Regions from separate parts of the Homo sapiens genome. Here region 1 is linked to region 2. The links are chromatin contacts, found by Hi-C in ENCODE. All regions are on one chromosome and are shown on one strand. The core of a region is the stretch at or near the end of the contact, and the rest is flanking DNA. Distances in the headings are between cores, read along the strand shown.

Region 1 (4,185 bases), core at 673-3,172, 1.0 Mb after region 2:
TTCGTTATATTAATGATGCTGGCGACCAGGGAAATTCCAAACTGCTGGACTTCCTATGCAGGAAACCAGGAGCTGGACCCTGGGACCCTTAATCTTGGGTTGGCAGAGTGTGAAGGGGCAAGAGCTGCCATTTATCTAGCACTTAATATTTGCCAGACATTGTGCCAGGCAGTTGTGTACTGTCTCATTTAAGCCTCATAGTCCTATAAAGAAGATGAGAAAACAGGCTCAATGAGGTAGCTTACTAAGGTCACATGGCTGGTCAGTGGCAGAGCCAGGGCCCTGGGCCCATTTGCTGTGCTTACAAGCAGATTTGAGTTATCAGGGATCTCTTTAGCTGTGGAATGAAAGCTGGATAGCACCCACAGTGCCTTCCCTGGCCTAGTTCTTTTACACAGCTCAGCAGCCTCTCTGGAGATATTGTCTCAGTGCCAGACACTTAGCTAAGCACTCGAGAGACAGAGCAACAGGACAAGGTCCTTTCCCCAAAGAAAGGTATCTATAACTGGATAAAAAAGGTCTGTAACCATGGAGACCACAGCAATGGAGTGTCATGGAAGGTTCAGGAGTAGCAGAAGGTGAGATGAGAGGTGGGGGAGGGGGAAACCTTCTTGGTTTGGGATTTTACCATGAGAGGAAAGCTGGGGGAAATTTAAGCAACAGAAAGCAAGGCAGGCCAGCTTTGCATTTAGAGTTCATGCTGCTAGCTGTGTGGCTATGAAGACAGTAGACTGGGAAGGAATAAAATGCTTCCCCCTATGTGTGCACACATGAGTAGAAACATGGCATGCATGTACAAAAGGGAGGGTTCCCTTCGCTCCTTCCCTTGTTTGTGCCCCCCACCGGTCCTTATCCTAGACCAGTTTTAATTTTTATTGCACATCAGAATCACCCGCAAAATTTTGTAAACATATAGGTTATTTCCAGAACCGTGCCAGAGAGATCGTGATTGGTGAGTCTGGTTGAGTCCTGATCACCAGTATCTTTTTTCTGAAGGCAGGTCTAGGCTCACCAAGAGTTGCAAACCACATCTTATCTAGGGATTGAGAACTCTCATGTCTGCAGGGGCCAGGCATATAACAAATGACATCGAAAGGATGGGAGAGTGGTAAGAACTGTGGCCAATTAAGAATGTTTGCACCACCTGTTGGCAGTCAGATTAAAAAACGGTGCCAGCCAAATAGTTGACCAATGGCCCACAAGACCAGCCTTTTGCGCCTCTCCCCCTCCTCGAGGCCGGACCCCGCGGCGCCCTCACCATAGACGGTGAGCGTGCAGCTGCTGCGGTCCTTGCCCAGCTCGTTCTCCACCAGCACGCTGTAATCGCCGCTGTCCTTGAGCGTGCAGGTGGGGATGACGAGGGTGCACACGCCGCTGGTGGAGTTGTACCAGAACTTGGAGTTGGCCGTGATGTTGACGTCGCCCTTGTAGAGGGTCACTGTGGGCCGCGGGTTCCCAAGGAAGGCGCAGGTCATGGTGCAGTCCTGGCCGCGGAGCACCGTGTGTGGCTTGAGGGGCGTCACGAAGCGCGGCGCGTGGCGCCAGTCCTTCTTCTCGTAGGGCTTGAGCTTGGCGCTCAGGTCCTGGACTGCGCGGGCGGGGCGGGGCAGGCCGTGAGGGCGCCCCAAGGCCCCCACCCACCACCCACGTCTTACAGTTCAGCTTACACGGAACCCCGAGGACCTAGGCCACATTCCCAGCGCCACCAACTCTGGGGGCCCAATGTTACACTGGTTCTTAAGGGCTCCCCACCCGCCCCCAGGCCTCCCCCGACCCCCCAGCCCCGTCCCCAGCCACTCCAGGGTTCTGCCACCCAAACCACGCTTTCCCACACCCCTGGGGCCGAGATGTCATTCCAGCGCCAGCTTCCTGGACCCGGTTATTCCCAGCCTTTAACTCCGCCTCCAAGCTTCCCCTACGTCATATCAGCGACCACAGTCTCCCCTCTTATCCCTTTAGCTCCTCAGTTCGAGTTTCCCGACGCGGCCCCCACCCTTAACCCCTAGCCTCCAGGGATCCCAGACATCCTCCCGGCTCCCTAGAGCCCTCCCCTGTTCTCAGCCCCGTTAGACCCTCCCCTCAGAGCAGAACGCGTTTGCGCTCTATGTCCCTCCGCAGCCCCTCCACCGTCCTCTCTGCCCCCAAAGGTACCTCCCCACCTCCACTTTAGTCTCACCCCTAAGTACCCCGAAGAAAGCCAATATTTCCTTCTCTCCGCAGCGTCCCAGATATTAACCGTTCTATCTCAATGGTTTTCAGATTTTATCTTGCCTCTTGGGTACCCTTTGGGACCCTTATGTCATCCCCACCATCAGGGCACCCAGACTTAACCCTAACTGCAAGTCCCAGACTCACTCTGGTCCTTATTGATGAGCCAGGTGTCCCTGGAGTCAAGTGGCTCACTGTCACCGATTTCATTCCGAGCCACCACTCTGAAGTAGTACTTCCTGCCTGGGAGCAGCCCCGTCACTGTGTACTTGTTGCTGAAGACACGCTCGGCTGCCGTGTACCAGGTGGCTGTGCTTGCATCCCGCTTCATGATGATGTAGTGAGCCTCACCGTCCTCCTGCACATCTGGGCTGTGGTTCCAGGTCAGAGTCACTGTGTTGGGGACTTCCTCAAACAACCGTAGGTTTGTGGGGGGCCGAGGGAAATCTGGAAGAGTTGGAAGATCTGTCAGCGACCTTGGGGCACCTGAAGTATTATGTCCCCACCCCAGCCATCTGCCAAGTCCGATGGAAGATAAGATGGGGCAAGTCTCAGGCAGCTGGTGTCTTGGAGTCGGAAAACTATTTCTGAAGTCTGCTCTGCCATTTACTAGCCTCGTGACCTGGGGTAAGTTACTTATCTGAGACTTCTTTCCTCAATTGCAAAATAGAGCTGACAATGACTATTTCGTAGAAATAGTGGGTAAAGAGACTGGCATGTAGTTACTGTTCAGTAAAAATGAATCCATTCCTTCCTTGGGGGTTTAGAGCTTTATTTTAAAGCTTCCAGCTCTCTTTAAGCAGTCACCCCAATTTTTAATGGATTCATCTCCATTTGTCCCTCCTGCCCCTCCACCCATTTCTACTCTCTCTGCCGACCATACTCTGTATGATAAAGTCTTGCTCTGTGGTGTCAAAGAAATCTTCATGGCCCTAAGGCATGACTTTCCTGTGGTAGGAACTCAAGCGGCACTGGGGAGCTGTGCTTTGGAGAGTGTACAGGGATGGGTCTTGGAGGCCTCTGCCTTCTCTCCATACCTGCCACGCGCACATGGATGTCATAGCGTGCTTCTCCAAACTCATTCTGAAGCAAGATTCGGTACACCCCTGAGTCAGAGCGCTTGGTGCTATTAATGAGGAACTGGGAGTGGTTTTTGCTCTTGGTAATTGTCTCTCGGCCCTTGGTGGGAACGCCATCTTTCTGCCAGATCACGTCAGGTGGTGGTGAGCCCTGAGTAGTGACAGGAGATGGCACAACTGGTCACACAGATGATATTTGGGGGCAGGCCTTCCTCCATTGTCGAGGAGTTTCCTGCCAGGCTGTCGCACTAGGGGTCTGGTGAGGGGCAGAGTCAGAGTCAGAGTCAGAGACTGTGATGGCTACAATAGCCATCTTGGTTATGTGGACAGTGTATGGAGGTCAGGGTCAGGGACAACTCACAGAGAAGGCTGCATGGATGCAGAGGGCTGTCCCAGCGCGAACCACCATGTGACTCTTCAGCCGGGCACTGAGGTCAAACTTGGGTGCAGCTGAGATGGAGGAGACAGAGGTGGAGGCATGGATCTGTCTTTCAAGAAGACTCTGCTTTAAGCCTCCTCATCAAAGCCTTCCCAACCTCTCCTCCTTTATGCCCCCACTACAGGCCATACAGACATCTAGCTGCCCTGCAACCCTGTGAAGCATTTATTTGTTTTCTCATCTGTCTCCTTCTACTAGTACGCAAGACCCTGGAAGGCAAGTCCTTGTGTCTTGTTTCTATAACCCTAACACCTCCTTTTGAAATTGCCATTGCAACAATTATAACAGCGAGAAAATTATGACAGTGAACGAGATCTGATCTAACCAACCCCCATCTTGCCTTTACCCTCCAAACTGCCCTTAATCATTCCTGGTTTCAGACCAAGCTAATGTTGGGAGAGACATTTAGTTTATAGCTTAGATGATAACAGTCTTCCCCCAAACTAAATCACCTTTGCG
Region 2 (4,729 bases), core at 596-3,095:
AAGCTGCCTTGGCTAGCTCAGACCCTGAGAGCTAAGGGATGGGAAGGGTTCCGGTGGGGACACATGGCCAGTGGCTGTTCTTCCATATTCATCTGTCTTTAATATTCAGATGAATGGAAGTACATGACCTTGCTAGTGTTTTGGGGTAGGAAAGGCAAGAGAGTCCTCAGAAGTCATCTAAATCATGCCTTTTTATTTTTCAGATAAGTAAAACTGTGGTTCAAAGAGGCCCTGGGACCACCTGCGAAGATCCTGGGATTCATCAGGGGTCTGGTAAGAGCCAGAAGATTCGAACTGAAGTTTGGCTGCCTGGAGGGGAAGGGAGTCTTGCCTGGGTATGTCAGCAGGCGGAGGCTGTGAATAAGTGTGGTGGGGGAGATGAAATTTGGGGCTTCACAAATCCAGGTAGGGAGGGGGCCAAAGTCTGGCCAGCTGAGCAGGGCACAACCCGCAAGTGAGAGGCATGGAGAGTGAGGGAGCTGGAGCCGAAGTCATGATCTAGTGGAGGGGCAGGCACAGAGCTGGCAGGTGGTAGCACCAGGGCAGGGCTGGGCGCTGCAGGTCCAGCGTTGGAGAGTCTGGGATGGGGCTTGTGACTCCAGCGGGCCTGAGGACAGAGATGGAGGCCGGTGGGCAAAGCGGGGAGGATCTGGGCCGCGGCCGTGGGGGTGCTGGGGAGAGACGGGGGTGCGAGCACAGGGTCAGTGGGCGGGGAGGGACTGGAGAGCGCTGGGCAGGGCGAGGAGGTGGGAGCCGCGCTAGAGCGTGGGGAGGGGACCCGCAGTGGGCGCGCGGCCTTAGAGAGGGGCCAGGGCCGGGGCCGGGGCCGGGCCGGGGCTGCGGTGAGGGGAGGCGCGTGGCCGGCCGCCCCCAGCTGTGGCGTCGTTCAGGCCCGGCTTAGCGGTGCCGGGGCGAGGGATTAGGGGCAGTGGCCGCACCTGGCGGGGCGGCCGCAGGGCTAATGCTGTGTGACCGCCGCGGCCCCGCCCGACAACTGGCTTCATCCCGCCCTGGAGGCCTGTGGGCTCGTTAGCCCCGCCGGCGTGTGCGCGGGGTGCGGCTGCGGGCGGCGAGTGCACGTGTGCCGCGGGGGGCCCTGCCGCTGGCGCTGACGGCCACCGGCTGCGCCCAGCTCCAGGGGGTCCCAGGAGTGAGGCTGCCCCAGGGGCAGTGGGGGCGGGGGAACACTTGATTGTGTGCCCTGTGAGCTCTTGTCACTGTGTGATGGTGTGGTCCGGGGGGTCTGGGGGTGTCTCTCTGATATGACAATCCCTGTTATCACCCTATGTGGACCATGTGTCACTGTCCAGGACCTTAGCCCATATTCGGAGTATCTCTGTAACCAGACTGTCTATGGGACACCTCCATATTCTTAGTGTGTTTAGGGGTTTTGGGAAGAGCTTCCACCTTCCTTGGGACCTGCTGCTCAAGTTCCTTCTGCAGACACACCTCTGGGGCGCAAGACCCCCCACAAGCTCCTTCCCAGCAGCAATGTCTCAGCCATCCATCCTGCAGGGCCTCAGACCTCTGGTGCTGAGATGGAGACAGTGCCTAAGTTCTGGCACCTGGATTCCTGCCCTCCTTAAACTCAGGCCTGCTCCCTAAGCCCATCCTCATCCCAGGCCTAGCTCAGGGCCCCCAGACATGCTTTAACATGCCCCCTTTCCTACCAAAATAATTGGATCTGAATAAAGTTTGTGTTAGAACTGAGAAGTTTTATCTAACCTTATAGACGAGCCCCCAGGCCTTTGCACCTGCTGTTCCCTCTGCCTGGAAGGACACTCACTTCCCTTTTCCTAGAGCTCAGGAGCCACCTCCACTGGGAAGCCTTCCCTGCAGCAACACACTCCACACCATCCTTCCTTTTCCTTGCAGAACCTTGGATCACACCTGCTCCGGCTATTCTGATGTCATCTCCATCTCCTGGAGACAGTTGCTGCATGAGAACAAAGGCAGGGCCCAGACGAGGTCTGGAGGGATAAGCGGCAGGGATCTGGGCACTGAGCTGAGGCACTGGGCAGGCAGAGCCATTGCCCTCGCCCCTACCATGAACCCCTACAGAGATGCTGCTAGAACCTTGCTTTCTAAGGGGTAGGAGGGTCTGGCTGCCTCTGCCTCTACTCACCCCATAGACACACAGGCCTTCTCTCCATCCAGGGAGAACATAGCTGCCAAGAGCAGTCCTGCCCCCACACCAGGCTCCCCAGCAGTGAGGAGCTGGGCTGGGCTGTCCTCACCCGCCCTCTTGGCCTCACCCTGGCCCTTCCCTGGCCCTGCCTCGGGATGCCAGGACCCATAGCAGGTGCCTGGACAGGCTTGGGGATGGAAAGGGGGCTGGGCACAGAAGGCCAGCTTCTGGCCAAGAACAGAACTCATAGAGAAACAAGTTCCAGAATCCTCTTCATCCTCCTTTTCCCCACCCACTCTTTAGTTTTGTTAATAAATACAGCTACCATATACTAAGCACTTATTGTCTTCCTTTGCACAGTATTTGACACTGTATGTGCATTGTCTGTTTAATCCTAAATCAATCCTGAAGCGTAGATATTACCATCCTCATCTTTCTGATGAGGCAATAGAAATTCAGAGAGGCTATATCCCTTGTCCAAGGTCACCTGACTGGTCAGTGGCAGAGCCAAGATTCACACCCCACATCTTTCCATGCCCTTGTCCTCCAGTGCTGACCTCAGGCGCTGCTCTCCTCACCCTAGGTGGTGACTCTGTTATACCTCTGCCTCCCACATTAGCGTGGGAGCTGTGGGATAGCAAGGACTGTCCTGTCCTCTCAGTGAAGGAATTCCCAATGAAGGAATGAAAGAATGCTTGCGGAATATTAACTTGACTGTTAGAGGGCACAGCAGGGTAGTTACACACATGGGCTCAGGAGCCCAAGTGCTGGGGTTCAAATCTCAGCTCTTACTTGCTCTGTGACCTTAGGACACTAATATTTCTGTCTCAGTTTCCTCATCTATAAAATGGGCATGATAATAATATGCTGGTGTTGAGGAGACTGACTTAGGAAAAGTTCCTGTCCTATAGTAAGTAGTGCATGTGTTAGATATGACTCTTAGTATCTCCCACTAGATTAAAATGGGCCCACTCTCTGCTTGTATCCCCCGCACTTAGCACACAGCTTGCCTGTAGTAGGTCCTTCCCTTCCTCATCTATAAAATATGACTAAAAATATCCATCTGGCAAGATTAAGGGGATGTATGTAAAGTGCCTGGCACAGAGCAGAAGTTGGCATCAGTAGTAGCACCATTTGGGGGTGGGCTGTTGGTAGGATAATGGGGTGGGGGTAGAACCAGGTTGGGCTCTCCTGAATGTCTATTTTGGGATCCTGAGGCACAGTCTGCACCCAATGTCCTCCTCTTGCCCATGTACCATTCGGGCCCTGGTACAGAGGACACACAAAGCCTCACTCAGACGGCGGCCTCTCCACCACGTGGAGAAACCCCCATGCCAGTGGGTACCCTGGGACTAAAGTGCCTGATCTTCACCTCTTCTAGATCTTCCCCCATGGGACTGGCAGCTTAGTGCTTTGAGAATGGAGCCAGATGGACAGGGAGGCACCCGGGAGATCATCCCAAGCCAAACTTATTTAGGAGCAGAATCCTGTCTTCAGATAAATTCTTAGGTGAAACCCTGATACATAAAGCAGACAGAGGGGCCATTTTATTGCCATAAATTCATTTATAAGTTCACATGGATTACTGTTATTTCTTATAAAGTATGCTCTACTCACCAGCTACAAAAGAGCCTGGCACATAGTAGGCACTCATGAAAGAATTGTTGAATGAATGGTCAACCGGTGGAAGAAAAAATGAGGCTATTTTGATTAATGCAAATCTGTGAAATAAGGGGATACGTATGTATGATGGTTGAAGGATACTTCTGGCCCAAAATTCTGATCCAACATTTGTGGAATCCCTATAGCACTTCTGAATGGCCCAGGACTCCAGAGAACACAGTTTGAAATGACAAGTTTTCCTTTTGGTGGATGAGGACACTGAGGCCAGAGGGTCAGAGGCAGAGCCGGGCTAGAAGCCAGGCCTCCCAGTTCCCTCTCCAAGGCCTCAGGCCCTCCTCAGCCCCTCCATACATTGCATTCTAGGGCTCTGGGGTGGGGTTCTTCCTGTCCCTTTCACCCTGGCTGGGACGGCCTGTGTGCCAGGGGCTGCCATCCCACTCAGGCATTTCCCACCAGCCTCTGCCCCAAATCTAAGCCAGGCAGGAGCCAGGTTCCTCCCACTGACTCCAGGATGGGCTCTGTTCCTAATATCTGTCATCCAGGCAAGGAAGGCCCATGGCCCAAGATCCCTCTTGGAACCATGGGGCCCCAAGTGGCAGGTATCCCCAGTGAGTGACAGATTAGTAGAACCTACTTGGTAGGTGAGGAGCAGGGGGAATGAGCACAGCCACTGAGGGTCTGCCCAGGGGGAACACCAAGGAACACCCCAGAACATGGGCCCCACAGCAGCTGGGGGCATTTATGGGCCTTCCTATAAACTTCTGAGAGGGTAACTTTATCCTGCTTCTTTCAGCCAAGTATCCTCCTCCAGCAGCTGGTCACAAAGCTGGTTAATCTCCCAGAGTGCTCAGCTTAAAACCCGTGACTCACAGCACAGCCAGTGTGGGGGAGGGGGTGGCTGCCTCCAATACGTGGCGCCCAGAGTCAGCTGTTCTGGGGCCTTCTCTGGTTTCTCCAACTGAGTCCTGAGGTTTGGGG

What was found. Hi-C counts contacts between places; a loop is a spot of excess contacts on that map. Pooled maps may share reads with other maps.
Region 1: a pooled map of psoas muscle shows a loop between it and region 2 (9-fold over the local background). The contact joins the promoter of IGSF22-AS1 here to the promoter of LINC02729 in region 2. A Hi-C loop is called at or near these places in 2 of 50 pooled maps.

The regions. Positions count from the first base shown.
Region 1 is chr11:18,704,559-18,708,743 of GRCh38, forward strand. IGSF22-AS1 (IGSF22 antisense RNA 1) reads left to right here and starts at 1,923. Exons shown (of 3, transcript NR_186353.1): 1 at 1,923-2,591; 2 at 2,720-2,835. IGSF22 (immunoglobulin superfamily member 22) reads right to left here. Exons shown (of 23, transcript NM_173588.4): 19 at 3,649-3,737; 20 at 3,246-3,438; 21 at 2,356-2,655; 22 at 1,259-1,588. It overlaps TMEM86A (transmembrane protein 86A), which reads left to right. Exons shown (of 3, transcript NM_153347.3): 3 at 1-227.
Region 2 is chr11:17,695,094-17,699,822 of GRCh38, forward strand. It overlaps LINC02729 (long intergenic non-protein coding RNA 2729), which reads right to left and starts at 1,846. Exons shown (of 2, transcript NR_132279.1): 1 at 1,726-1,846; 2 at 174-607. RefSeq lists an enhancer at 4,449-4,729.